2 separate regions of the Homo sapiens genome follow, and region 2 is linked to region 1. A link is an interaction called in ENCODE POLR2A ChIA-PET data of the cell type or tissue named here. Cell type or tissue: PC-3. All regions are shown on one strand. Links, peaks and the distances in the headings refer to the core of each region. The heading gives the core; the rest is flanking DNA.

Evidence for each region. ChIA-PET counts read pairs that join two places held together with the same protein. Peaks named below come from ENCODE experiments on the same cell type or tissue, not always from the same donor. Only the 100,000 strongest peaks of a DNase experiment are listed, where the experiment ranks them.
Region 2: POLR2A ChIA-PET joins it to region 1 with 20 read pairs; 3 of 35 experiments call an interaction of 5 or more read pairs at or near these places.

Annotation. Positions count from the first base shown.
Region 1 is chr6:8,098,368-8,112,331 of GRCh38, reverse strand. It overlaps EEF1E1 (eukaryotic translation elongation factor 1 epsilon 1), which reads left to right and starts at 9,784. Exons shown (of 4, transcript NM_004280.5): 1 at 9,784-9,897. The coding sequence starts at 9,811. It overlaps EEF1E1-BLOC1S5 (EEF1E1-BLOC1S5 readthrough (NMD candidate)), which reads left to right and starts at 9,737. Exons shown (of 7, transcript NR_037618.1): 1 at 9,737-9,897. RefSeq lists silencers at 3,007-3,199, 9,532-9,731, 9,872-9,991, 10,200-10,385. In PC-3, for the core only: no CTCF peak of the experiment used is centred there; a DNase peak (open chromatin) is centred at 9,721; H3K4me3 peaks cover 2,946 bases; H3K27ac peaks cover 1,261 bases.
Region 2 is chr6:7,894,102-7,909,200 of GRCh38, reverse strand. TXNDC5 (thioredoxin domain containing 5) reads left to right here. Exons shown (of 10, transcript NM_030810.5): 2 at 4,478-4,627; 3 at 9,520-9,625; 4 at 13,999-14,095. BLOC1S5-TXNDC5 (BLOC1S5-TXNDC5 readthrough (NMD candidate)) reads left to right here. Exons shown (of 13, transcript NR_037616.1): 5 at 4,478-4,627; 6 at 9,520-9,625; 7 at 13,999-14,095. Among named protein-coding and RNA genes, the nearest start is that of TXNDC5, 9.1 kb to the left of the region's middle. In PC-3, for the core only: a CTCF peak has its summit at 10,024; no DNase peak of the experiment used is centred there.

The DNA.
Region 1 (13,964 bases), core at 5,965-13,964:
CAGAGGCTGCACTGAGCCGAGACTGTGACACTGCACTCCAGCCTGGGCCACAGAGTAAGACCCTGTCCCCAAAAAATAAAAAAATAAAAAAAGAACTACTTTGGACCCTACAGTGAAAATTTATATAAAGCATGTTTGTGCCCAGTTAGCCAAAGCCCAGTTTCAGATGAGTAGTCTTCATCCCAATGTTCAAATGCCATTTTAATCTCAAAAAAAGCCTGAAAGCAAAATTTTTCAATGTGAAAAAGACCCTCATCTACTAAAGTTCCTCATAAAAGTCCATCTACTTTCATCAGTATATGTATTATATATGCTAGTGCATTTATATAAGACAAATAATGTTGACCATATATATCCACATTCGCTGAAAGCCAAGGATTAAACTTAAAAATTGGCACTGATCATAATGTTGCAGCAACTGACTAAATGCTCACCAGACCACTTCCCTCTTCTTCCCATATCCATCAGGTTTCCTGCAGGAAACAGAATCTAACTCTGATGTTTCAAGAGGCTCTAAAGAAAGGACTAGATATAGAAGCATGGAAAGGATTAAGAAAATCAATCCGGGAAGTTGAGGTGCCCAGGGACTAGCGAGAATAGAAAGCCATTACCACTTCTAGGTTACCAACTGCTCTCAGATAACACAGCCTGTTTTCTGGTCATTCCACCAATAGGGTACAGACTTCCTCCCAATCAATAGATCAGATATGGAGACTAATGACCCTCCTTCATGCACCAAGAGGGTAAGAAAGAAAGTCTATTACTAACACACAGAGCACTTCTGGGGAAGGGCAGGTGCAAGCTGTCATGAAGCTGTGGGGTTCAAACATCAAGAGGTCAGGAGCTTGGGGTGGGGAGTTCCTTACATGAAGTCCCAGATGTATGATGGTGGGCAGGGCAAGGGTGGATGGAGGCCTAAATGCTGTGAACAGTCAAACATCACAAACGGAGTCAGACTCTACTGCACAGCCAAATGCAGGAAGGGAGAAAGGCAATAAATACTCCAAACTCATGCTCTCCAATCTCTTAACTGTGCCTCTCACACTGAACCTATCTGGAAGCCAGAAGGTAGGAGACTCTGGGTAATGTCATCCACAGACTCAGTCTTCTGTGTCAAAGAGCAGGGCCAAGGAGAATGGGAATAAAACTGGGGCACAGGTGCAGAATAACAAGCAGACTGACGGATCAGATCACTTCACTCAGCCTCCCTTTAGCCAGGTGTGTCTTCCTGACTGAGTTTCAGCCAATGAGATCTGGACAGAAATGATGTGCAACATTTTCAGACCTAGCCCATAATACCTAGTGTAGTCCTCAACGGTCTCCCTCTTGCCTCATCTATAGTTCAAATGACAAGAGCCTAGGGCCCAGAAAGGGACTTTGAAGCCTTAGAGGATGATGAAATCACTAGACTGGAAGTCTGAGTTCCCAAGTGACTGGCAATCAGAGACCCACATTGAACCATGGCATGAGTGTTCTATGTGCTAAGCCTCTGAGACAGTGGAACTACTTGTTATCAAGACAACTATAACTAATACATACATGAATGTTATAGAGAAAGAAAAAGTCTAAAGTGAACTGAAGTTTACAAAAGATTCTAAGATAACTCTTTAAAAGCCATTTTAAAAATTATTAGCAGAGAAAGGCCATGAGAGAATAAGTTACCAACTTGGGACCAAAGTTATCAACCTTCGTTTTACAAGCTTTGCCCCTATACTTCCTGGCAGTATTACTGAAGCTGTGCTCTATTATATGGTAAAAAGGAGACGAAAATAGCTTTGGGTAGGAAACCAATAGTCCCCGTCACAGATGGGAACACGTGGGGCCCTTCAACATCAGCATGTGGATGGCTAGTCCTTGAGCCTATATATAGCTTTGTTTCTCTTTCTTTTTTTTTTCTTCCTTTCTATTCTTTGTTTGTTTTGTTTCTTGGGTTTTTTGTTGTTGTTTTTGTTTTTTAGGACAAAGTCTTGCTCTGTTGGCCAGGCTAGAGTGCAGTGGCTATTCACAACCACAACCATAGCTCACTGCAGCCTTAATCTCCTGGGCTCCTGCCTCAGCCTCCCAAGTAGCTGGGACCACAGGTGCATGAAACCATGCCCAGCTACCTTTGCACCATTCTAAAACCCATCTTCTTTCTTTCTTTTTTTTTTTTTTTTTGTTGTTGTTGCTGTTGTTGTTGAGACAGGGTATCACTCTGTTGTCCAGGCTGGAGTGCAGTGGCATAATCTCAGCTCACTACAACCTCTGCCTCCAGGGTTCAAGTGATTCTCGTGCCTCAGTCCCCCAAGTAGCTGGGATTACAGGCGTGAGCCACAATGTCCAGCTAACTTTTGTATTTTTAGTGGAGACAAGGTTTCACTATGTTGGCCAGGCTGGCCTCGAACTCCTGACCTCAAATGATCCACCTGCCTCAGCCTCCCAAAGTGCTAGGATTACAGGCATGAGCCACCGCACCCAGCCCCATTCTCTTTCAACACTCCTCTGTCCCTCTAATATTTTGCCCCAATGATTACTATTCATTAACCTTCATTCACTCATTCTAGAAATATTATTGAATGCCTACTCTGTGTCAGTTGCATCTCAAGTGATTTAGAGTCTATTTGGAAGAGTCCAAAATGTGAATAAATAGGTGCAATGAAGTATGGCAAATTTCTTTGTAGGGAGCAAATACAGGGTTCAGCAGAACCCAAAACACAGAGTGACCAGCGCTGCCTGGGTTGGGGGTGAGGATAGGAAGGGATTAGGAAAGTCTGCAGAGAGAAGGTGACCCTGAGCAGAGTCTGAAAGGAAGTAGTTCTCGGGGCACATGTCCCTTCAATGGCCTGTGCTGCTCTTGAACAGAAAGAATTAGCCTGTCACCAGCATGCTGGCCCCAGGCTGACTCTTCACCTGAAGGGTGGCACCGAGGACATGCTCCGCCCTTGAGCCTTCCTCCAGGGAGTGTGGAGAAGACGTTCTGCTGCTAAAAATCCTGTGACTCTGCTGTCATTGTCCCCAGGGCTGTGGTTGGAGCTGTGCTGACAGCTCCTCTCTCACACCTCCTCTGCAACAATCTCAGTGACACTGTGCAGCAGGGTCCCCAGCATGGCTCTCAAGCCAAGATCCACCCAAGCCTTGATGAACTGGAGTCCCCCAAGATGAGCCTGGAGTTCTAAATTGAGTCGCCGCTGAGTCGGAGAATTAGGAGGCTATAGAGAGGATGTCGGGGCAGGACTCAAAATCTGGGGGATACTTTGTTCTTTTCTAAGGTATTTCTCTATCTGTAATGCTCTGAAGATTCATTTTCTTACACTTCTTGGAGCCTCAATTTCCTCATCTATAAAATGGGGATAACAATGGTATCTGCTTCAAAGGCTGGTGTGATAATTCATGAGTTAATACAAGAGCTTAGAACAGAGTCCAGCACAGAGCAGTGATCAGTAAGTGTTTGACAGCCGGATGCCGAGAGGGAGGAGAATGAGGACGATGGCGATGATGATGGTGATAATGTAATAAATGGCCACTTCCTGAGCCCAGAGAAGGTGGTTTGGGGGATCAATGAATGTTTGGGAGACTAGCGAAAGAAAATGATTTTTCTTTCAGTACATTGGTTGTCCATTCCTGACTTGTAGTTTTGAGTCATTTTCATTTGCACTGGTCAACCGTCAGATAAGGGATTTTTAATTTTTGGTGTTTAATGTTTGCTTAAAGATGAGACTGTGTAATATCCTCACAGTTCTCATGTTACTTGTTTTGACCCATTGACCTAGCTTTCCACATCATTCCATATGTTTGCATGATTCTTTATTCATTCGGCAAATGAATGTATCCAGTGATCACTCTGTTCCAAGGCTGGTGCCTGGTGCGATGACTCAGTAATAAACAGGATGCAGTCTGTGTGCTCAGTCAGCATGCCGGCCAGGGCAGGCAGATACCAAGAAGGTAGCCTCAGCACAGTGGGGTCTGTCTTGTGGCAGGAGCATTCCCAAGGCTGTTATGAGTGCTCAAATTCAGCCCTAAGAGAGGAAGCGGGGCATTCCTGCTGGAGTGAACCAGAGACAGAAAGGCCCAGAGGCAAGAGAATATTTTGGGCTCCCAGGAGCTGTGAGGAGATGGCCAAGGCTGGGGCAAAAAATGCCAGGCAGGAAGTGTCTAGAAGTGAGCATGAAAAAGTCAACAGAGGTCAGGTTATAAAGGACCTTAGCTCCCAGATAAAGGAGGCTGGACTAAATTCTAAGTGCCATGAAGAGCCACAGGCATGTTTTCTGGAAGGAGTGACCAAATAGATTGGCAGCTAAGAAAGATCACCTGAGGCCAGGCATGGTGGCTCACACCTGTAATCCCAGCACTTTGGAAGGCCAAGGTGGGTGGATCACGAGGTCAGGAGTTCAAGACCAGCCTGGCCAACATGGTGAAACCCTGTCTCTACTAAAAAATACAAAAAATTAGCTGGGCGTGGTGGTGCGTGCCTATAATCCCAGCTACTCAGGAGTCTGAGGTAGGAGAATCGCTTGAACCTGGGAGGCAGAGTTTGCAGTGAGATGAGATCACACCATTGCACTCCAGCCTGGGTGACATAGCAAGACTCTGTCCTCCGCATAGAGATAGGTGTATATAAATGATTGTAGATAAGAATTGGCTCACACAATTATGGAGGCTGAGAAGTCCAGTGATCTGCTGTCTGGAAGTTAGAGACCCAGGAAAGATGCTGTGATATGGTTTGGCTGTGTCCCCACCCAAATCTCATCTTGAATTGTAACTCTCACAATTCCCACGTGTTGTGGGAGGAACCTGGTTGGAGGTTATTGAATCATAGGGGTGTGTCTTTCCCATGCTGGTCTCATGACAGTGAATAAGTCTCATGAGATGTGATGGTTTTAAAAATGGGAGCTTCCCTGCACAAGTTCTCTTCTCTTGTCTGCCGCCACATGAGATGTGCCTTACACCTTCCACCATGATTGTGAAGGCTCTCCAGCCACGCAGAATCGTAAGTCCCATAAACCTCTTCCTCTTGTAAATTGCCCAGTCTCAGGTATGTCTTTATCAGCAGCGTGAAAATGGACTAATACATGGTGGTACCATTCAAAAGCCTGGGAGCTGGACAGCAATGGTAAAGATTCCCATCTGAGTTTGAAGACTTGAGAACCAGGAGCACCATGGGCAAGAGAAGATCAGTGTTCCAGCTCAGCAGTCAGGTCAGGAGTAAATATCACCTTCCCTCATACTTTTGTTTTATCCAGGTCCTCACAGACGGGATGATGCCCACCCACGCTGGTGAGGGTGATCATCTTCATTCAGTCCACCAACTTAAATGCTCATCATTTCTGGAAACACCCTGACAGACACACCCAGAAATGATGTATTACCAGATATCCAGGCATCCTGAAGCCCAGTCAAGGTGACACATAAAATTAACCATCAAAAATAAAGGATGCCCAGAGGCCTCTAAAAATTTTTAGAGGCATCGTTCAAGGACCCTTCCAATCCAGCATCTGCTTACCGGTCTAGCCTGAACAGTTACTCCAAAGAATCATGCTCTCTTCCACTTTGCAGCCTTTGCATATGCAATTCCCATTGCTCAGAACTCTCCCTCAGTTTTCCACCCCACCACTCACCTGACCAACTCTTGTTCATCCTTCAAGTCTCAACTTGAACACCATGACCTCTTGGAAGCAATCTTTTTTTTTGAGATGGAGTCTCACTCTGTTGCTCGGGCTGGAGTACAGTGGCACAATCTTGGCTCACTGCAACCTCCACCTCCCAGGTTCAAGCAATTCTCTGCCTCACCCTCCTGAGGAGCTGGGATTACAGGTGCCCACCACCACCACAGCTGGCTAATTTTTGTATTTTTAGTAGAGATGGGGTTTCACCATCTTGACCAGGCTGGTCTTGAACTCCTGACCTCGTGATCTACCCAACTCAGCCTCCCAAAGTGCTGGGATTACAGGTGTGAGCCACCGCGCCTGGCCAGGTGCCTTCTCTGCATTCTTATCATGCCTTCCACTTCCTGATCTTTGCCTTATCGCAAAATTGTTCTAGTGTCTTTCCTCTCAAGATACTCTAAGTTTGATGGGAGTTGTTCATCAATGTGTCCCCAGTGCATTGTACAGTGCCTGGTGCATAGTAATGGCTCAATAAACAAGCGTGGTAAGTGCAAGACATACATAGATATGAGAGGTATCTATAGAGAGAACAAAATGCATGCATAGCACCTGCATCACTTCATTTACCACATATTTAATATCATTCACACCTAAGTTTAAAACCCTATCATATTCTGAAATAGAAAGTTAAACTCTTCTAAAACTGAAAATTTGCAGATGATGGCACTGCTAAGAGCAATCTGATACAGTAACAGTTTCTGGCATATGCAGCTCATTTTAACAGATGCCCATATGACATACAGAAAGCTGTCAGGCATGCTCCAAAAAGAAAAGCCATCCAGTTTATGTTCCACTTGCCAAATTAATTTCATTTGACATTTAATTTATATCCTAAGGTACTGTGGATTTAAAACTTGACTATGATAATAGCAGATTAGAGAAGTGTTCTATTTGACAAAATCAATTCATCAAGTTACTTTTATTATGAGTAAGGCTGTGTTGATATAGATATTTCAGATCAAATATGTAGATCATCTAAAAATACATTTATTGATTATTTCTAATAAAATATAAGCTTTCTCCTCTTTCTTATGTCTAATGTTAAGTGAAGTAAAGCTTGCACCTGCTCACCGTAACAACAGAGAAAGGAGACATTAGAAAATCAGAACAGTGTGGATTTAAAAGCCAGGAAGCAGAGTTGAAATTCTGCATCTGCCATAGGGGGTTTCAACCCTGGCCACATATTAGACTCAGCTGAGGATTAAAAAAATAATAATAATAGCACCCAGTCCCACCCCGGATAAAGTGAATCAGAATCTCCAGTATGGCATGGATTTTTTTTTAAATCCCCAGATGATTCATGCACAGATCTATTAGTTATGTGAATTTGGGCATGGAATTTAATACCCATAGTATATAAAATGGAATGTAGTAGACATTTGCCACAATCATGATGTGACAATCCACTTAAAAAAATTAACAGTTTATTAGTTGGAACCAGACTTGAAAAAAAGATTTATATATTGCAATTGGTTGACAGTTCCCTTATAATGCTTTCAACTTACAGGTTCACTTCTCTCTGCCTCTTCTTTTTGCTTTGCAATTTACTTGTTGAAACAACTGGATCATTTGTCCTATAGTTTTCATGATCTAGAATTTGCTCATTGCATCTCCATGACATCATTTAACATGATCCTCTTTCCTGCTATTATTTCTTGTAAATTGGCTGTTAGATCAAAAGGCTTGGTCAAATTCAGATTCGATTGGCAAGACTGGGTGATGATGTACACCTCTCTCAGAAGCAATTTATGTCTGTTTGTCTCTGTTTTTATGATGTGAATAGCTATTGATAATTGTCACCTAGATTCATTATTATATCCGTAGCTGCAAAACAATAATATTCTATTGTTCTGTTTTTATTAGTTAGAATTCTATAAAGACATTTTTCCTCATTAGAGTTTAGTTTCCCTGAGATACAGTTTACATAGGATAATCATGAAAAAATATATTGGTTTCTTCATGTGTTTTCTTTATCCTTTTTCAAAATAATGAATTGGATCTCTAGTATCCTCCAAAGGTAACGAATGAGGGTTATTTTGATTTTGTTCTTGTTTTTTTTTTAGTATCATTATGAACTCATAGACTTAAACATATTCAACATGTTTCAATTCATTGCAATTATTCTTATCGACTCTCAGCTTGTAATGACTATTATTGACCCTCAAGTGATCTGATCCTACCCTTTGACTCCCCTCATTACTCTTAGATACTTTCTTTTCTTTCTACTATAACTAGATGGTCCAGACTGATCTCCCCGCAAGGTTTGGATTCAGCCGGTCTCCAAAGAGCCCCCATTTCTTTTTGTGGGAAATAGTATTTGAAACCAGAATCTGGGTGCTGGGGTGCTCATTGCTACTGAGTTGTCCTTGTTTCTAGGCCTTTTAAGTAAACAGAGCTAGGTAGGAAATACTTTTCATTTTCCTTAAGATAAAAGCGTCATAAGTTCATATTGATATTACAATTCAAATTCAGGACCAGAAAGTTTTGATTTAACCTCATCTACCTTACAACTCCTCTTTTGGGCAACACCAAACACCCAACTTTCCAGCAACACCACATGATTGCATCTTTGCTTTATTCCACAGTACATATACAGCACCATACCAATGCTGACACTGCCAAGATGCTAACCAAACCAACAAACAAAAAGAACCAAAAACAGGTTTTCATGAATTTTGTCCTTAAAGCATATCTTACTAAGAGTATACAATTAAATGACTGTGCTATAAAGTCACTTAAAAGAGGTCCACACTGGGTGATGATGTCATCAATTTGATGTACAATATGCTTTGTTCTGCTTTCAGTTTTTTAGGGATTTCTTTTTTAATTTGATATTTCTATAATTATGCAAAGGCCAAACCTTATTTTCAATATACCACCCATTGGCATTGGATAAATGTTAATTTTTTTAAAAAATGTTTTATTACAAGCAAAAAGTGTACCTAAACCCTGAAAATGGATATGTGAATTATCTTAGAGGGTTGGTCTTTTAAAAAGTAGTAGAATAGTCATTCCATTATCTGAATATGGAAAGTAAAACAGATAATTTAGTGCCTAACAATCCACTTATACTGAAATTTCTTTTGTATTTTGTTATGTTGATTTGGCAAAAGTTTCTTTTCCTTATGTTTACTTCTGCTGACAGAGTAAACTCATTAAGTATTCTGGGATAGGGAAGGTGTAACACAGTAACAACATTCCCCACTAAACTTTGATATTTCTGATTCAATGATGAGTTACCTTGTAGGATTGTTCTATTTCTCTCAGACTAATACACACTTTGTTTATTCATTCTTCAAAGTGGAAAATATTTTGTATTTTCACAAATCTTTTGGAAATATTCAACATATACTACTAATTTTCTTTCTTTCTTCCTTTCTTTCTTTTTTGAAGATACAAGAATGTAGCAAGTTAGTGGGGCAAAGTTATGCACCTTGTTTATTTATATACCAAAACTTCATAAATTATGTAACCAGCCTTCTGGTACTGCAAAAAAAGATCATTAATGCCATTAATGGCTTATTTCCTTGAGCTGTAATTATTTGACCCCTATCTGACATACTCCGTGTTCTGTGAATAATCTTTAAATGTATAATTCTACTGCTAGTGTTGAGCTGTAGATCAACAGTAGAAAAACCAGTTTTTCGAATTCACCACTACAACACAATTAAAATCCTCATGAATTATGCTACACGTTAGAAACTCCTAATGGACTGTGAACTTTTTGCTATTCAATTTGATTGTTCAAATTTACAGATTCCTGAACCAAACTAAGGCAAATTTCAGTTCCCATCATATATAAATTCTCTTAGACTAGCAAATGAGTTAACGAGTTACCGCTGGCAGCCATGTCAATAGATTGCCATTTAGAGATCCAGATCCAGTCTACTGCAGCCACCGAAGCCCGGCCTTGGGGCCTTTCTACCAGTAACTAGCTCCCCAACAGTTCGAGTGGAAATTTACCATCACTTCTCCACCTGTCTCACACCCCGCCCTCAGCCCCGCCCCTTCCACCGGCCCCGCCTCCTGTGCTTTGGCGCGCGCTCTCCACGCCCCTTCCGTTCAGCCAATCGCCGCTGAAGTTTGCAGGAGTGGGACTTCTGTTTCCACCAATGCGGGAGGTTCTTGTTCTGCAGGTCTCGCGTCTGCCAGGAGCTACGGCCGGAAGATGGCGGCGGCCGCAGAGTTGTCGCTACTGGAGAAGTCCCTGGGACTGAGTAAGGGGAATAAATACAGTGCTCAGGGCGAGCGACAGGTGAGAAGGAGAGGCGGCGCGGAGGGGAAGAGGTGGACGGGAGCGGGGCCTGCCGAGCCCTGGCAGGACCCGGGCCGGCCACCAGATACGGGCGGAGTGAGGATGCTGCTACCCAGCTCCCCACGTGTCTGCGCCGCTAGCCGGCTGGCGCCTCTGGGCCTCGGCCCCTGCCATCCTACCTCCTGGAGGGAGGGGTTAACCAGCTCAGGTTGGGCTTGGCCTGAACTTCACCTCCTGGGAAATTGTCATCATCCCATTATGAGGAAACAAAACCAGTTGGAGGAGGGTCCTCACAGGGCTCTTAGACCAACCTGGAATGTATTCAGTAACTGGCTTTTTTTTTTTTCCCGTAATCGCACCTTTCATTCAGTTATTGCGCAGCGACTCCGTTATAGCTAACAGGGTGCCAGGTAGCACCGTGCTGGGTCTGGGGAATACAATGATGATTTAGGGGAACATGCTTCCTCCTCTCAGGCAGCTTGCTTTTTGGCCAGGTGGACAAACATTGCAACCATTTAAATTGGAAGAGTGCCACGTTGCACCATAAATGGCAGAGAGAACACCTAAGGAGTCTTGGCCCAATCTAGGGGATTCGGGGAAGGCGTTTCTAAAGCCTTGGATTATCAGTTTAAGTGTTACGACCCACAGTGAATGCGGGAAACATCACAAGGTATGAGATTGCCTGGTTAGGCACTGTTAGAACGTTTGTGTTTTATAGTTGTTTGTCGTAGAAGGAATGTATTAGAGAAGGAAATTGGTTGTAGGAAGACTACTTTGGATATATGTTTTTTTTGCTCCTTTGAGATTTTTTCCAAATGATGTTTGGTTTTTGTCTTTAATTTTTTCTCTTCTTCATTTGGTCCATGTGAAGATCTTGTCTAGAAAGTAGTAGTATAGTTTTTATTTAAGTTAACCTGAAGCCTAGAAAGGTTAAGTGTTCAGCCTAAGATCAGCCCTGTGATTGGTGGCAGAGTAGGCGTTGGAGCCAAAGTGGCCTTCTTTTGGTGTTTCCTCTGCCCCAGTGATAATTCCGTCCCTTCGGCCCCTACTCCCTAGCTTAGTGTATATATTATATAATATATATGTAGTATAAATATAATATATATGGCCGAGTGGACAAACATTGCAACCGTTTAAATTGGAAGAGTGCCATATATATATATATATATATATATATATATATATATATATTTTTTTTTTTTTTTTTTTGAGACAAAGTCTCACTGTGTCGCCCAGGCTGTAGTGCCATGGCATGATCTCGGATCACTGCAACCTCTGCCTCCCGGGTTCAAGCGATTCTTCTGCTTCAGCCTCCCAAGTAGCTGGGGTTACAGGTGTTCGCCACCACGCTCAGCTAATTTTTGTATTTTTAGTAGAGACCGGGTTGCACCATGTTGGCCAGGCTGGTCTTGAACTGGTGACCTCAGGTGATCCACATGCCCTGGCCTCCTAAAGTGCTGGGATTACAGGCGTGAACCACTGTGCCTGGCCTAGTTTATATTTTTTAGGGACCATTGCCAAGATATGAGTATTATCTAGTATGAGAAACAATCATCAGCAAATAATTTAAAGCACAACATAGTAAGCACTTCATGGACTGTCGTGGGTGAGCAGCAACTCTCTGGGGCTGGTGGCGCCAGGGTAAGAATTTACCAGGACAGCTGTACGTAAAGAAAAGCAGATTTATTAGAGAAAGTATGAAAATATGTTGCAAGAGTGCAACAGGCAAGTTAGTAAGAGAGGAGCTAACTGCAAGGAAACAAAGGCTGGCTGGGGATTTTACGGAATAGTACTTCAGTTGTGTGCTGAAGAGGGGTTTGTGCAGTACTGATAACACCAAGGTTGCAGTGAGCTAACTTGAGTTTTCTATCAGCCGAAGGTCCGGTGATAGCTGGACATGGAAAGATTGTTGAGTTATTTGTGCAGAAGGGCTGTGTCCTGGACCATGAAGAAAGGCAGACTTGTAGCTTATCGCCCTTCTCTTTTTGCTTTCCCTTGGTCCCCTCAACCTGACTTCTTTTCCCTAATTAGGACTCCATATGGAGCAAAACACTGTTGAGGAGTGTGAAAAAGGAAGTTAATTCTGACTATAAAAGTGGATGTATAAACTCATGGAAGAGCTGGCATTTAAGGGATTATGCTTTGAAAGATGTGTAAAACCAATAAATTATGAAGGATTGGGAAGTTTAGGGCAGTAAGTAAACCAATATGAGGAATGATGCAATGCAAGGTAAACCCCAAATTACAGTTTGAGGCCCAACTGTGAAGACTTCCGAGTTCAGAGTGTGGTTTTTAATTTAATTTTAATTAAAGCATTTTAGCAGTTAGCAGCTAGTGAAAGTTTCTGTTTACTTGTATGGGGAAAGGGTTGGCCATATGTGATAAGATTCAGCCATTTTTTGAGAAGACAGCTGACAGCAGTGAGCCAGCAATAAGGCATTCTCTGCAACATTACCAATCATAGTTTAAAAATTGAAAGCAGTTCAGAGATCCTTATCTAGGATATTGATTCTTTAAATTATGGTACATCAACACATTGACATACAGTCACGTGTTATTTAAAGACAAGGATACATTTCAAGAAATGCATTGTTAGGCAGTTTCATCATGTGTGAACATTATAGAGGGTTCTGTTTTTTTTTTGTGTGTGTGTGTGTGTGTGTGTGTGTGTGTGTGTGTGTGTTTTTGAGGCGGAGCTTCACTCTTGTTGCCCGGGCTGGAGTGCAATGGTGCGATCTCGGCTCACTGCAACCTCTGCCTCCCGGATTCAAGGGATTCTCCTGCCTCAGCCTCCCGTGTAGCAGGGATTACAGGCATGTGCCACCACGCCCGGCTAATTTTTGTATTTTTAGTAGAGACGGGGTTTCTCCGTGTTGGTTAGGCTAGTCTCATACTCCCGACCTCAGGTGATCCGCCCACCTCAGCCTCCCAAAGTGCTGGGATTACAGGCGTGAGCCACTGCGCCCAGCCTTAGAGTGTTCTTAAACCTAGATAGTTTATCCTACTTCACAAATAGTAGGTATATGATATAGCCTATTGCTCCTTCAGGCTACAAACCTGTACCGCATGTTACTGTACTGAATAATGTAGGCAGTTGTAACACAATGGTAAGTATTTATGCATCTCAATATACTGAAACATAGAAAAGGTACAGTAAAAATACTTGATTATAATCTTAAGGGAGCACCATTGGATATGCCATCCAGAACATCGTTGACCAGAATATCATTATGCATTGCACGCTATTGCATATGCAGCCATTAAAAGTCATTACTTTGAAGACTATGGAACCTTAAAATGAATGTGAAAATAGTATGTGTCTCATAAGAATTGTGTATTTTAGGGTATGTAAAGGAAAGAAAATGGACGTTTAAGCCAATAGGACTTTATTCAAACCCTGGCTCTGCCATTGCAAACCAAGCAACCTTGGTTTTTATTATCTGTAAAATGAGGATGAGATGACTTACCTTATCTTAGAAGATGTAATGATTAGATGAGAACGTAACTGGGAATTTTTTTGAGAGCATGCTTGGGTTGTGGATAATTTATTTTTACAAATAATTCTCTTTAGAGTTGGTTGTGTCCCCTCCGCCCAGCAGTTGTGAGTCCCTTGATTTCTCTTTTTTCCTCAAAATATACCATACATTCAGTACACACATGTTGATGTTACCACCAAGTTCACACACTCAGGTAACCACCCAGTCAAGGAGTAGAACATTACTGGCACCCTTCGGAGGGTTCCATACTGTTTTCTTTCAATACATTTAATTTATTGGTGATCTTAGAGCTTGTGGTTTCATTTGAATTTAAGACAAAAGTGAGAAGTCAAGGAGCTATGAATAGTGAATGGAAAGTGAAAAGAATTTTACCTCCTTTACTTTGAAGTTACCTCCTTACTTTGAATCTGTATCCTGTAGAGTATTAATCTCCTTGTATACTTCACCAAGTCGTGTTGATGTAGATGTATGAAAATGCCTTGCAAAGTATAAATCACTATAGAGAACAAGATAGTATTTCGGCCGGGCGCGGTGGCTCACGCTTGTAATCCTAGCACTTTGGGAGGCCGA
Region 2 (15,099 bases), core at 6,728-14,727, 200 kb after region 1:
TGTACCTTTCAAACTGGGAGAAACGTTTTTCTCTTAACCTTGTATTCAGGCTATTACTGCGTTTCAGTTCATTTGGAGTTAAATCAACTTTTAGGGCCACTGTGGGTTTATTAACAATGTGTATATGAAGTACATTATGTTTCACATTCCTAAGAACCAACTGACTCGAATTTTTACAACTCCAATGGTTTAGAAATTACTTTGTAACATAAAACAATCAGGCAGTATTAACAGTTTCTCTTTGTTCGGGAGTATTCTCAGCAACTATTTCAATTAAGTGTACTACTTAATTGGAGCCTATTTCAGTGGAATACATCTGTCGATGGGTTTTCTTTTTTCTTTCTTCATTATTTATTTATTTTAGAGATGGGATCTTGCTCTGTTACCCAGCCTGAAACCAGTGGTACGCAGCCGCAGCTCACTGTAGCCTCTAACTCCTGGGCTCAAGTGATTCTCCTGCCTCAGCCTCTGAAGTAGCTGTGACTACAGGCGCAGGTCATCACACCCAGCTTATTTTGTTGTTGTTGTTTTTGTTGTAGTTGGTAGAAACAGGGTCTCGCTATGTTGCCGGGGCTGGTCTCAAACTCCTGGCCTCAATCAGTACTTCTGCCCTGGCCTCCCAAAGTACTGAGATTACAGGCATGAGCCATCGCATCCCATTCTTTACTTTTTTTTTTTTTTTAAAGAAAAACTGACATGCAGATGTAATAAGTCCCCACAGTGCCAAAGGAATTTTAAGTTTAGAATCTTTGCAATAAATACCAGCTAGTCCTGGGCTGAGTGAGAGAAAACTGGCACATCTGGGCACTTGGTATTAAGTAAATTCCTTTTCCATTATATGTGGCTTGTAGACATTTAGCTGGATGCTTCCAGAATAATTAGCTTTATGTTGTTACTTTTTTTTTTTTTTTTTTTTTTTGAGATGGAGTCTTGCTCTGTTGCCAGGCTGGAGTGCAGTAGCGCAATCTTGATTTACTGCAACCTCCACCTCCTGGGTTTAAGCGATTCTCCTGCCTCAGCCTCCTGAGAAGCTGGGACTACAGGTGCGTGCCACCACGCCCAGCTAATTTTTGTATTTTTAGTAGAGATGGGGTTTCACCATGTTGGCCAGGATTGTCTCGATCTCTTGACCTCGTGTTCTGCCCGCCTCTTCCTCCCAAAGTGCTGGGATTACAGGCGTAAGCCACCGCACCTGGCATATTTGTTGACTTCTTGATAGTCTACTACAAATACTTAAACAGAGATATGTGGGTTTCTATGATGGTGTTTAAGTTGGACTTTTAAGAGGGCCCTTTCAGAAAACTGCAGATACTGCAGTAGGGCTCACGAATAGGCTGCCAGGAAAGGAGGCTGAGTGGGCGGCGAGTCAAATGGGAGGTCAGCAGGGGCAAGATCAAGTAGGACCAACAATACCTGGCACAACACTTTGGTAAGTTGTAAGGCTGAGAGCAAGGTGGTGACTCTGGAGGGGTCTATGCAGGAGAGGGAAGGAGGTCCTGGAGTGGTGAGCTGAGCGTTTGGAGCTCAGATAGAAGACTCAGTGGACTCCCCCTCAACACACACATACCTTTTTCCAGTTTCAGCTGCCGTGGAGTGGTGAAAGCCCACGTGTGATTAAGGGGCTGGGGCCCCTGTAACAAAAACATCAATCTGTGTATTTTTGCCCTGCACTTGGCTTCTGCAGGGTTATCCTGCTGCTGTAGATTTTTTGCCAACATCAGGTCACAACTTCTGTATGGCCAGTTTGTGAGTCACCCTGAACCTGGTGACAGTGAGGTCAAGATTTGGACCAGGTAGCTTTGCTCTACTTCTTGGCCACAGGCTACCTTCTGAGTGCAGCTGCCTGTCTCAGAGTTGGGTGCTGTAGCCGCAGGGCCGACTAGATAGCACCTGTGGCCCCATCACAGCCAGGAGCAAGGGCACGCCCAACTTGGTGATGGCCCAGAATGGTCAGTTTTGATTTAGCGCACCACAAACTTATTTATTGTTTATTCTCATTCTTAATCTAATCTTGTGTTTTCTCAAAAAAAAAAAAGGGAAAAAAAAAGCAGTAGCAAAACAAAACCTTGTCAAGATTGCAGAGGAGTTCTAAAGTTCCAGAATGAGCATATCTGATCAAAGTCCCCTGAAGGTCAGAACTGCCCTTGACAGTCCCTTAGGAAGGTGCCTTGTTGGACACCGCCCCAGTCAGTCAGTCAGTCCCCACTGCCAGCGTTTCCTCCAGCATTAGAACTATCATGGCTTCTTTGGTTAAACACCAAATGGACTAGTTCTCAAACCTGTGCCTTTAGACAGCAGGGTCACACTTAATGTAGTCGGAGAGATGCTCATGCCATGAGAAGCATGTAGGAACCAAGGCCTGCTGAGGAACAAAAACCTCACATCTCCCAGCTTGCACACACTTCAGGGTTCTGTGGGAATTGCCTTTTTTTTTTTCTTGTTTCCTTCTCCCCCGCCACATAAACTCACTTTGTTGAATCTACAGAAGTTAAATCTGCATGTATAGTTTCATTGTGCTTTTTTTTTTGTATCTGAGTATCTCATAAAGCAGGGATTCTCTTAGCTGGCCAAGAAAGTGCTGTTTAGGGAAGACACATTAACTTGAAGCAGACTTTTTCAGTGCTACCTTTAAGTCTGTTTTTCTTTTTTTTTTTTTTTTTTTTTTGAGATGGAGTCTTGCTCTATCGCCCAGGCTGGAGTGCAATAGCATGGTCTCGGCTCACTGCAACCTCCGCCTCCCGGGTTCAAGCGATTCTCCTGCCTCAGCCTCCTGAGTAGCTGAGATTACAGGCGTGTGCCACCATGCCCAGCTAATTTTTGTATTTTTAGTAGAGATGGGGCTTCACCTTGTTGGTCAGGCTGGTCTCGAACTCCTGACCTTGTGATCCGCTTGCTTCGGCTTCCCAAAGTGCTGGGATTATAGGTGTGAGCCACCACACCCGGCTTAAATCCTTTTTTTCTTAAGAGACAAAATCTCTGTCACCCAGGCTGGAGTGCAGTGGTGTGATCATAGCTCGCTGCAGCCTCAAACTTCTGGCCTCAAGTGATCCCTCTGCCTCAGCCTCCCAGGTAGCTAGGACTGCAGGTGTGTGCCACCACACCAGGCTAATTTTTTAAAATTTTTTGTAGATGGGGGTCTCACTGTGTTGCCCAGGCCAGTCTTGAACCCCTGGGCTCAAGCAGCTCTCCTGCCTTGGCCTCCCAAAGTGCTGGGATTACAGGCATGAGCCACTGCTACCGACTTAAATGCTTATTTTTGAGGTAATCTGTCAGAAAATAAAAGGAGATTTAACAGATTATTAAATTATTTTGAGGAAGAAGTCACAATTCTAAGCGTTGAGTGTTCATATAAGCAAGTGTGTTTAAAAAAAAAGCATTTTAAAAAGCGATACAGCAAAGTGGTTACATTGTAGGCATCAGTGTGTTCCTGCCATATTAAATAGCAAACAAACCCATGTGTCATAATGCTATGGGATTGTAGTTGAAACCTGGGATAAAGTTTCTAGGGTTGTCTCATTCAAAATTCGAGTATGGCACTGTAGACATACTGTCCAGAGAACACAGCAAGAGCTGTGGTCAGCTGTATGACTTAAGGTCTAGTGTTGGGAAAGATGCTGATATCCTCATGAAATGTGAAGCATGGCAAGAAGCCTAGTTAAGATACTATTTTAAATGATGGGTGATTTTAAAATATTTATACATAACTGAATTCATACAATGAATACTAAGAATAGACATTTGCTTACTTCAACCCTAGAAGTATAGGTGGCCACAAACTTTTTTTTTCCCCTTCTCATTGGAGAAAATTGCAGGTGATTAAATTTTGAGATTGCCTTATGTTTGTAGCCATTTGGTTATATAGTGGAGGAGACTTGACGAATAAAAGTAGCAGATACAGCAGGAAGTGCTAAGCTACTGTCCAAGGGAGGAGTAGAGAGGCTTTCCAGAAGGGCAGGAGAAGAGAATGGGTGCTGAACAGCCCGGGGAGTCAGGGCCAACTTGCTAGAGGAAGTGACACCCAAACTAAACCTGAAGGGCAGATAGATTTAGCTAGGTGGAGTTTAGGGACGAAGTGTCAGAGAGAATGTGTCCCAGGGCCAAGCCAAGCTATAGTCCTTTGGGAACACTGCAGATGCTGCAGTAGGGCTCAGGAGTAGGCCACAAGGGAAGGAGGGTGGACTCTGGGATAGAAGTCAAGCGGGAGGTCAGCAGGGCCAGAACAACTAGGATCCAGAACAACACTTTGCTAAGTTTAATACTGGAACAAGGCCAAGATTTCATGCTGAGAACAGGGCAGTGACTCTGGAGGGATGGGAGCAGGGGAGAGAGGTCCTGGAGTACTGGTCCAGGAGCTGCCATCTGCAATGGTGTAAAGAAAGGACTGAGAGCCCCATTGTCCCCTGGACAGAGCTGAAGTTGTGGGCCAGCTGCCCTGTGACCTGATACTCAATGTGCTTGTACTCTTGCCTTGTTCCAGGTGTGGACACTGCCAGCGGCTGCAGCCGACTTGGAATGACCTGGGAGACAAATACAACAGCATGGAAGATGCCAAAGTCTATGTGGCTAAAGTGGACTGCACGGCCCACTCCGACGTGTGCTCCGCCCAGGGGGTGCGAGGATACCCCACGTAAGTTGGAAGGAAGGGGGCACACTTCCTAGGTGGCTCCTGGCTACAAAGAAAGTCCTAGTTAAACTTTTGGTAAAGGTGTGAAGAGATACTAAATTTAAGCAGGCAGTCCCTGTCATTAGGGAGAAACTGCATTTAATGCTGTGTCTGTTTTAGATGGCTTTTATACTTGGATAACCTTTAATTCATCAGTGTTGGGTTTTCCTGTTTATAAGAGAATGTGTTTGCAAGAGAAAAATGACGGTCCCGCCATGCTAGATGTTCACCGGTACATTTTACACAGTGTGCATGGACTGTCATCAGTTTTGGCTTGCTTTTGCTGGTGACTTATTCGCAAACACCCTTCCTATAGTTCCTTCCCGTGTGACTCCCACAGGGCTGTTCCTGTTGGAAAGAAAGTATAGAGTCTGACAGACGATGATACTTACTTCCTTGACAGTTAAGAATTTTTTTGGTTATAAGAAATAGAAATTGAAATGTTCTCAATTCTAGAAATAGAATTGTTCTCTTATTAAACAGAAAGAAAGGACTATTTAAAAGGCTGTGGAGGAACCTCTGAGAGCCAGCTCCAGGGGCCTGGGGTCTGTTTCTCCTGCACCTCCCTTGAGATGACGGCTTTCCAGGCCTGTATCTCTGTTTGCACAGAAGGGCCCACCACTGACTGGCCCTGCTTGGCTGGAATGTTCGTTCCAGGAATAGTCACTGTGGCCAGGGAAACAGGAGCTTATAGCAAGACACATGCCCATTCACACCATGTGCCAAGTGTTGGAGGGAAAAGCAGTTCTTCAAAAAAGAGAAGAAGCTGTTTCTGAAGGAGGTGGAGGGATTGCCACGGTCACTTCCTTGCTGTTTGTTTCAATTGAGGAATGAAGTCAATTCTATACAATTTATTGCTTAATTGAATAATATAGGGGTCCATCAATAAAGCAAAAAATTGGAGCTTATATTCAAACCTGGGAGGCAGAAAAGTGGAGGGATCTCCAGGCTTGAACCTAGAAGTCGTAGTCAAATCCCAGCTCTACCATTTACTTACCACCCAGCTCTGACCTCATCACTTAACCTGTAAGTAAGGTGATCCCCCAAACATTGTTACAGGACTTACATGGAATGTGTGCAGACACCAATCTGAGCACACCCAATACATGTTAGGGTTTTCCCTACCATTTGGAAATGTGGGCGTTTCCACAAAGGACCCTGGAATTCTTGGTCTTTGGTGACTGCTTGCTAATGTAAGTGCCATAATTTGGGTTTACTTTAAATCAGATCAATGGAGATAAAATTGCTTACTATCTGTATCTACGTAAAAGCATTAACTATTCTATGCTTTATAGTATTGCATTGAAAGTATGGATCAAGAGCATCCCAAAGAAGCAGGTAGTGAGCAGAGATGAGGGCGAGGAGGTGAATGCTTACCTGTTGAGAAACTGTTGCTTTCAAAGTTCAGGGGCAGCAGGGGTGAGCTGGCTGTGGTGTCTTTCCTCTTAACCTGCTGACCATCTGTGGCCTGAGACTATGTGCATCACACACCATGCCACAGGGAAGGTGACACAGGACCTGTAATGGAGCTGAGAGTGGTATGTGTTATGGGGCTTCAGAGAAGGAAGTGAAGGCTTCCACCTCAGCCTGGCCATAACAGCTGTCAGCTGCAATATCAGCTACTCCATAGTTGGTATTCACCAAAAACCATCACAAATTTAAAAAGTCACAAATGTAAAAAGTCACAAATTTAAAAAGGCCCATGTTGGATCATGTGTTTAGATTTTTAATGAGAAGAGCTGGTCTCCCCAAGTAAACCATGGCTGGTTTTGTGTTATTAAAAAGAACAAAAATGAACGTACACCACACTGAACACAGTTTGGGAAGGAACCTCTGTGACCATCACTGCCCTGCAGAAGCTCCAAGAACAGATTATTTTCCCCCCGAGAATGCAGGAGGTGGAATGTGCTGTGTGCAATGTGGTCGCACTGGGGCATCTGTAGATTGACTTGAGCGAGCTTTGACTCCTCTAAGACAAGTGCCCATCCCATAGAGTGGTTGTGAGGCCCGAGGCAGGTGACGACTGTACCTGCCTGAGTCCAGGCATGTGTCAGGACATGAGCTTTCACGTTATTCTTTCCTGGCAAGTGTAACTGGAGTAAAGGATTGGAGGGGCAGGGAGTTTGGGCTCCCACGCTCCCTAGAGATGGCTGGCTGTGCTCAGGAAAATGTTTTGAGGTCTTCCTGTTGGGCCAGTCATGAATCATTACAGCAGGGCAGGACTGACGGGGGGAACTACCTGTGTTAGTTTCCTAGGCTGCTGTAACAAAGTTCCACAAACCGGGTGGCCAGAAACAATAGAAATGTATTCTCTGCAGTCCTGGAGGCCAGAGGTCCTAAATCAAGGAGCCAGCAGGGTCATGCTCCCTCTGAAACCTGTAGGGGAATCCTCCCTTGCCTCGTCCTGGCTCCTGTTGGTTTCCTGGTCATCTTTGGCGTTCCTTGGCTTGTAGATGCATCACTGCCGTCCTCTGTCCTCACATGCCCTTCTCTCTCTGTGTGTGTGTGTCTCTCTGTGTCCAAACCCTTCTTACAAGGACACCAGTCATGCTAGATTGGGGCCCATCCTAGTGACCTCATTTTAACTTGAATATCTCTGTAAAGACCTTATTCTAAATAAGGTCACCTTCTGAGATTGATGGTTATGACTTACACAGATCTGTCTTGCAGGACACAGTTCAACTGATAACACTGTCTACGGTAGTAGAACTTTCATCATGCTGTTTGCCAAGGCAGTACCTACATGGGGATTTTCTCCCTGCAGTCTCCTTGAAAAAGGAGACTCAAATGCCCATGTGGAGGCTTGGTAATAGCGGAAATCTGGGGCAATACTTTGTTTGGGCTTGTACCCTGTGGCCCAGTCTCCATCACCTCCCTCACCCCTGTCGACAGTGAGAATTGAAGTCAGATGTCCCAAACTCACTGCAAGGTCTGGACCAGAAGTGTCCGCTCTGTCCCTGGGCTCTGTGAACTTACCGAGGAAGAATCTCAGACTTCCTGGGCAGGTTAGAACGATTATCAGTCCAACAACAAGAAGATGGTTTTTTTTAAATTATTTGTTTTGCAAATGAATAGCAAATTACAAAAAAATCATAGGCTAGGTCTTACTGTATTTTACTTTTAGCAAAGACACAAGTGTGACCGTCCCTGGTCCTTTCTGATGTCTTGAGGATCCACCCATTTCCCTTCCTGAAGAGCGTTAGCGGGAGGCAGAGCCGTGCAGGAAGCAGTTTCTGTTTCCAGGTGCGGAACACACCTTGTGGGAGCCTGGGGAGGTGCCAGGCTAGGTGAGGGCAATCATCTTTGATACCGCAGATGTTGCAGTTGCTTATCATGTTGAACTTCGTGACGTAGCCGGTGTACTGGCCAAATCTAGTTAAGTTTTGGCTGTTTTTTGTGGTTATGAGAGTCTGAGCTGCTGAGGAAGCTGGGTGTATATTCTGCACTGGAGACACATTAGGGACCCTACCTATGCCCCATCATACCATCTTAGGTTCTGGGTAAGGCCAGTATGCTGATACTAATTTCAAAGCCTAATCTAGCCATGTGACTTCATTTTAAGGAGAATTAGCCATTTTTTTTTGGACTGAATGTGTGTGTACCCCAGCATTCATAGGGGAAATCCTAATCCCCAATGCTGGCAATAGGAGGTGGGGCCTTTGAGAGGGAGCAGGTTATTAGGGTGGAGCTCTCATGAATAGGGTTGCATACCTTATGAAAGAGGCCCCAGAGAGTTCTGTTTCCCCTTTTGCCATGTGAGGGCACAGCAAGAAGACACCATCTGTGAACCAGAAAGCCCTCACCAGACACTGACTCTGCTGGCACCTTGATCTCAGACTTCCCAGTCTCTAGAGCTAGGCGAAATAGATTCTGTTGTTTCTAAGACACCCAATCTGTGGTCTTCTGTTACAGCCGTTGAACTAAGACACTATTCAAACCTTCATGTCAGATTTTACATATGTTGCCGTCTTACAATTCTGATACCGTACATTGGGCATTTACTCACAAAATCCACATACGCGCTGTAGAAGTGGCAGGGGTGTTTAGATGAGCAGGCTTGCTAACAAATGGTACTCTGTATTTCTTTTTTCTTCTATTGGTAGTCACATTTTTGCCTATCCTTGACACCTTCTATGAATTTTTATCTAGAGTATTAGAGCACGTTTTCCCGTGACTGCTGGAGGGATACAGGAACTGAGTGTTAATTTCATCCTCTGGTGATGTCTTTTGCTTATGGTTAAAGGACCTACTCCCGTATCCTCTCTGCAGATTCCTTCAGAGGCCAACATTTGTAGGAAAAAGAAAAGATTCCTTCTCTATGGGAAGGTGAATGGACAGCATCAGTCAATGTCAAGGATGTTCTTATAGCTGGAAACTTGAATTCTCACAGTAACTGGATATTCAGGCCTTGTAAGAGTTGAATACCTGCCAGGTGGCCTGGAAGAATACCTTAATTGCAAAACAACACCGTGTCTGCTCCAGTCCTAATTTGAACACAGACAACAACTGCTGAAGCCGGGAAAGCATAACAGTAGCTTGCAGGGAAGGCCCGAGGCTGCTGCAGAGGAGCACTGAGTACTGTAGCTTTTGAGGCCTCAGTCACAGCAGCGGGCTGGAAGTTTTCACCTCATTTTAGTTTTCCTTGAATAAAACCAGAAACTTCTGAAAGTTTAGGATTAACTGAATGTATTATCTCCTGGAACGTTATGTTTGTTTCCTTTTTATCAGAGAGGAGCAGATACATGCCTGGCTGCAGCCCCTTGACAGCTCATTTTCTGATTGTTTCACTAAATGAGTTTGCTCTCTGATAAGACAACTTTCTTTTTGCTCTGTCTAATCCTTTGTTATTCTTTCAGCTTAAAGCTTTTCAAGCCAGGCCAAGAAGCTGTGAAGTACCAGGGTCCTCGGGACTTCCAGACACTGGAAAACTGGATGCTGCAGACACTGAACGAGGAGCCAGTGGTGAGTGTCTACCTCCTTCCCTCCCTCCCTCCCTCCCTCCCTCTCTCCCTGCCTACATCTTTGGGGTAATATGTAACGGGGCAGAGGCCAGTTGAGGTTAATGATTAAGGCTGCCATTTTAAAGCAACTCTACTTTTTTTGGAGCTTATTGGTATTACAGGTAAAGATGAACTTTTACAGAAACTTTTTGGTGTGGAAATACCTAAATGTGCACAAAAGTCAAGAGAAGGCTAAACCCTGAGTTTCAGCAGTTACCACCATTTTGGTGTTTGTCTTCCCCACCACCCTGCGCCTTGTTTGGCTGTAGTCAGTCTTCAGGGAAGTCACTTGTGTGGCCTCACAGATAAGCACTTACTCTTTGTTAACACTGCCACCCTGCCACTGTCACAGGTAATACAGTTCACAACTGTACCCCAGCATCAGAGACTGACTCTGGACCACCTGGGGTCAGGGCTGGGCCCAGCCTAGAATCTCCTATCCAAGCCAGCACTGGAGCCTCCTCCCATCCCCCCGACCTTTGCCCTCCACCACCTGCAGCCCTCTGGCTCGGGCCTAGCCCGACAGCTGTACCCGTAGGGTGGATCCTTCCTTTTCTTCTCGGTGCTCAGTCCCCGAGTCTCTAATGGGCTTTGCTTATAACATCATTTTGTACCATTAATACTCTGTGTCTTAATGCACTTCCCTTACTAAGGCTAATATCAGGAGATTGTAGACTCTTAGAATATTATGTACTAAAAAGGATTTATAATCCTCCCCCTCCCCAGTTGATGTTGGAAGTCTTCACTTTTTTATAAATCATCATGATCATAAACCACTGGTTAAGTGTTCCTTTGTGGGTGGTGCCTTCTGATTAATGCCGAGTGCTCAGGTCCCTGGATGCCGGGTAGACCTGGTGGGTCATGCTGCTGTGTTGGAGAGGGACTGGAAAAACACTCGTGTTCCTACACTGTAGGATCCTGATGAGCTAGGAAGAGCATCTGAAGTCTTTGTAATTTCAATTTCAACAAATACCTAAGACTACCTTCTTGTATCAGCTAAGCGCCCACTGATTTGAAGGTGGTCTGTGGTGGTCCTTTTGGAGCTTTGCCGCTTACTGTTGCCAGTTTCCAGTGTGTCTGTGCGGCTCTTCCGCTCTGCCCCATCTTCTCTGATGACCTAATCAGAAACTTGGCTGCTGATTCAGTGCTTCCATCCCTCACCTGCAAAGACTCTCTCAACTCGGCTGGGTGTGGTGGCTCATGCCTGTAATCCTAGCACTTTGGGAGGCTGAGGCGGGTGGATCACCCAAGGTCAAGAGTTCAAGACCAGCCTGGCCAACATGGTGAAACGTCGTCTCTGCTAAAAATACAAAAATTAGCCAGGTGGTAGGTGCCTGTAATCCCAGCTACTTGGGAGGCTGAGGCAGGAGAATCACTTGAACCCAGGAGGCAGAGGTTGCAGTGAGGCGAGATCATGCCACTGCACTCCAGCCTATGCAACAGAGCAAAAACTATCGTGGAAAAAAAAAAAAAACTCTCTGAACTGTATGGTGGAGACTGTTGGTGTGTGATGTTATGTCGTTGAACCAGAGACTTACCTAACTTTAGCTAAAAGAACCACAGACCTCTCAGGAAATTTGCATCTTTGTCCTGGCAAGAAAGCTGAATGAGCAGGTGTGACTTTCATAGTTTTCAATTGGACATTGTTTCCTTTGTGAAAATATTCTCTTTGTGGGGACACATATATTGGATGGTAGCAAACCAATTTTAAGGAGGAGTTAATAGCCTCAAATAAATTTCACCAAAAAAGCCAGTCTTCTATGATGGCTTTATTCAAGAAACCAGCAGCCAGTATCAGGACGGCAGAAAGACCTCATCTCATGGCCCATTTCCCTTAGTGGAGGTGGCGGCCTCACCTGCAGGTTGGAAAGGGCTGAGAGGCTGCGTCCAGGCTCTGCAAGGGACTTTCTGTCTCCTCAGTGTGGGAGCAGGATGGCCGCGTGTAATCCCCCCATGCCACCCCAGAACCACAGTCACCAACTTGCCATATTTTAGTGTCTCCAGCAATAGCAGGCCCCAGATAATTGCCAGAAACAATGACAATGCGCCTTATTGTGGAAAAGTTTAAGTATATACACTTTATACTGCAAACCAGAATTCTCTTAGCTTTTTAAGTGAAAACTTTAAAAAAAGTTCTTTATCTGTATACCTAAGTAACTTAGTACATACATTTTTTAATATTCACGTGGGATAAATTTAGATTTTTTTAAGTGTTGTGGCAATATTCAAGAAACTCAAAAGACAATTTGTCACTTTGTACATTCTACTGCAATTTTTGTATTTCCATGTTTGCTTCTGTATTTTTTCTTGAACAGTTATACAAACATGTTTCATCTCATTAATGATTTTATATATTTATGTGGTCTTTATGTTGATCATGTCTTATATTATTTTATCATGTGGATTTGCCATAATTCAACTCTAATTCTGTCAGTGGATATTTAGGTTATTTATACCTTTTCCATCATCAGTAATGATGTAGGGAACAAGTTTATCTTTGTAAAGGACTTTCCACCCCCCCTTCTTTTGAGTGATATTTTTAGAATATAGTATTCCCAGACATAAAATTATAAGGCCAAGAATAAAAAAAAAGATCATTTTTATGGCTCTTGATGAATATAGCCAGGTTTCTTAAGCACCATATCAGCTTATGCTGCCACTGTAGGGCAAGACGTGACCTGTTTCTGGGATGCACTGTGGTGTTCCCATGCCGGGGGACTGCTCTGGAGTCTGCCAGGAACCCAGGAAGCAACTAGAGGCCCCGCATGTGCCATAAATGAACACTTCATACTGAAAGGCCCTTGAACATCTCATGGAGAGTGGCACACGGTATTTTATTTCACCTTATGTGCACCCATTGACTGTTCACTTAGCCATTCTTCCCTTGGGCATTGTTTTGTGTGGGTATTTAGCACTTTGAAAGTCTTGACGCGCTGGCAGCAGAAGGGAAACTTTGTGGTTCTTTATGATTCCAGCCCTGCACAGCTTTGAACTGTCAGCACCTTTAAAGCCTTTAACAACTTAGCTTGGATATTCTTTTTAATAGGAATATGAACCCCCAGATAAAAGCTGAGTAATATACACTTAATGTGTCTGCAGCAGAACACTGATTCCATTATCTTTCCCTCATTTCTGGTTACTTTGGTTGGAAGCCACAGCTGTACCTGGTCTGAAAAGTTGAGAAATGTAGGATTGTGACTAGACAGCTGCACACATTGCTGTCTGCTTGGGTCCTGGCAGAAGCATCTTTTGAAAAGCCCCTTTCCCCCTCTTTCTGTATGAGACTTAGTCATATGAATTACATTCTTTCTTGAAGGTGCAGCTTATGTTCATGCCATGGTTTTCTCTCTGTTGCCTTTCATTCACCTGCATTTTCCTTCTCATCACCTCCTTTTCTCTCTGATCAGTCTTCCACAGTTGTGTCTTCCTCACAGTTTTCCCTGTCATTTGTGTAAAGTAAGGATAACCAGGCCTTCCTGGTCCCTGAGTTTCTCATTCTCAGCTTTGTCCATTTTGCTACCCTCGTGTCTGTTTGTGTGTTTTTTGAGGAAGAGTCTCACTCTGTTGCCCAGGCAGGAGTGCAGTGGCATGTTCTCAGCTCACTGCAGCCTCCACCCCCTGGGATCAAGTGATCCTCCCACCTCAGCCTCCCAAGTAGCTGGGACCACAGGCGCACGTCACCATGCTCAGGTAAATAAAATTTTTTTTTTGTAGCGATGGGGTCTCACTCTGTTGCCTAGGCTGGTCTTGAACTGCTGGGCTCAAGCAGTCCTCTTGCCTCAGCCTCCCAAAATGCTAGGCTGTCACCTAGGCTGGTCTTGAACTGCTGGGCTCAAGCAGTCCTCTTGCCTCAGCCTCCCAAAATGCTAGGGTTACAGGCACGAGCCACTGCGCTGGGCACTCTGGTGTCTGCAAGTGCTGACCCCTTCAGAATACGTCCATTGGGCGTTGTATTTTGTATTCTTTGTGAAGTATCCAAGTACGTTTCAAAGAAGAGGACAGGGTATAGGGTAAGACTGTCCTTTGCATTGTCTGCTTTGTTTGGTTGGGTTTTGGGGTAGGGACAGCTATCACTTGGCTGCCCTGGAGACTCAGACCTAGAGCTTTCACTGAGGGTGAGGCTGACGAGGGGGCTTTTTGCTGAAGCTTCCAGAGGGCTTGACGAGATCAGTTCCTGACCTGGCCTCACTCAGCACAGCAGCATCGTACAAGGGTTCCAGGTTGTTGGGTGAGGGAGGCATCTGCAGGCGGTTCCCCACAGACACAGTCACCTCCTGGATGGTTTCCCTGTGTCTCCACTGACACACCCATGACTGTTTTATTTCCTCCTGTTAGACACCAGAGCCGGAAGTGGAACCGCCCAGTGCCCCCGAGCTCAAGCAAGGGCTGTATGAGCTCTCAGCAAGCAACTTTGAGCTGCACGTTGCACAAGGTAAGGGGGACGTCCTGATGCCAGCTTCAGAGAATCACTATTATTCCTTGGCGTGCTGGGCTTTTCCTTCCTGCTACTCAAGGGCTCTTAGATAGCAGCATCAGTGGCACTGACAAAGGGTCACTCTAGAGGAGCTGTTGGGACCGTTGTTCAGTGCACCTCCTCTAAAACATGAGTTCTCCTTTTGTCTGTGCCCTTATAGAAACGCCGAGTCTAATGCTAAGCACACGTGACCCGCACACTAGCTGGACAGTGCATCCTTGGCTAAGAGTGTTTATTGACAGACTCACCTCGCTTGATTGCTCTTTACTTTATTGCACTTTGGAGATACTGCATTTTTTTACGGATTGAGGATTTTGGCAGCCCAGCATCTGGCAGGTCTAGCGGTTTTTCCAGCAGCTTGTGCTTACTTTGTATCCCTCTGTCAGCATCTTTTTAGCAATAAAATATTTTTTAATTAAGGTACATTGTTTTTAAAGAAGTAATGCTGTAGCACATTTCATAGACTATAGTGTAAACATAACTTTGATATTCACTAGGGAACCAAAAAATTTGTGTGACTTGTTTTATTGTGATATTATCTTTATTGCAGTGGTCTGGAACCAAACCCACAGTATCTCGGAAGTATGCCTGTGTATTAATGATAATCATATGCTTAATGACCTCAGGCAGAAACAAAAGCTTCTCTCTGTCTAAACAGAATTTAGATTGGGCACAGTGGCTCATGCCTATCATCCCAGCACTTGGGGAGAACAAGGTGGGATGACTACTTGAGCCCAGGAGTTCGAGATCAGCCTAAGCAAGACCTTGTCTCTACAGAAGATTAAAAAAAAAAAAAAGGCTGGGTATGGTAAGCGCACTCCTGAAGCTGAGGTGGGAAGATCACTTGAGCCTGGAAGGTCAAGGCTGCAGTGAGCTGTGATCATGCCACTGTACTCCAGCCTGGGTGACAGAGTGAGATCCTGTCTCAGAAAACAACCAAACAAAACCCAGAATTTAATGAC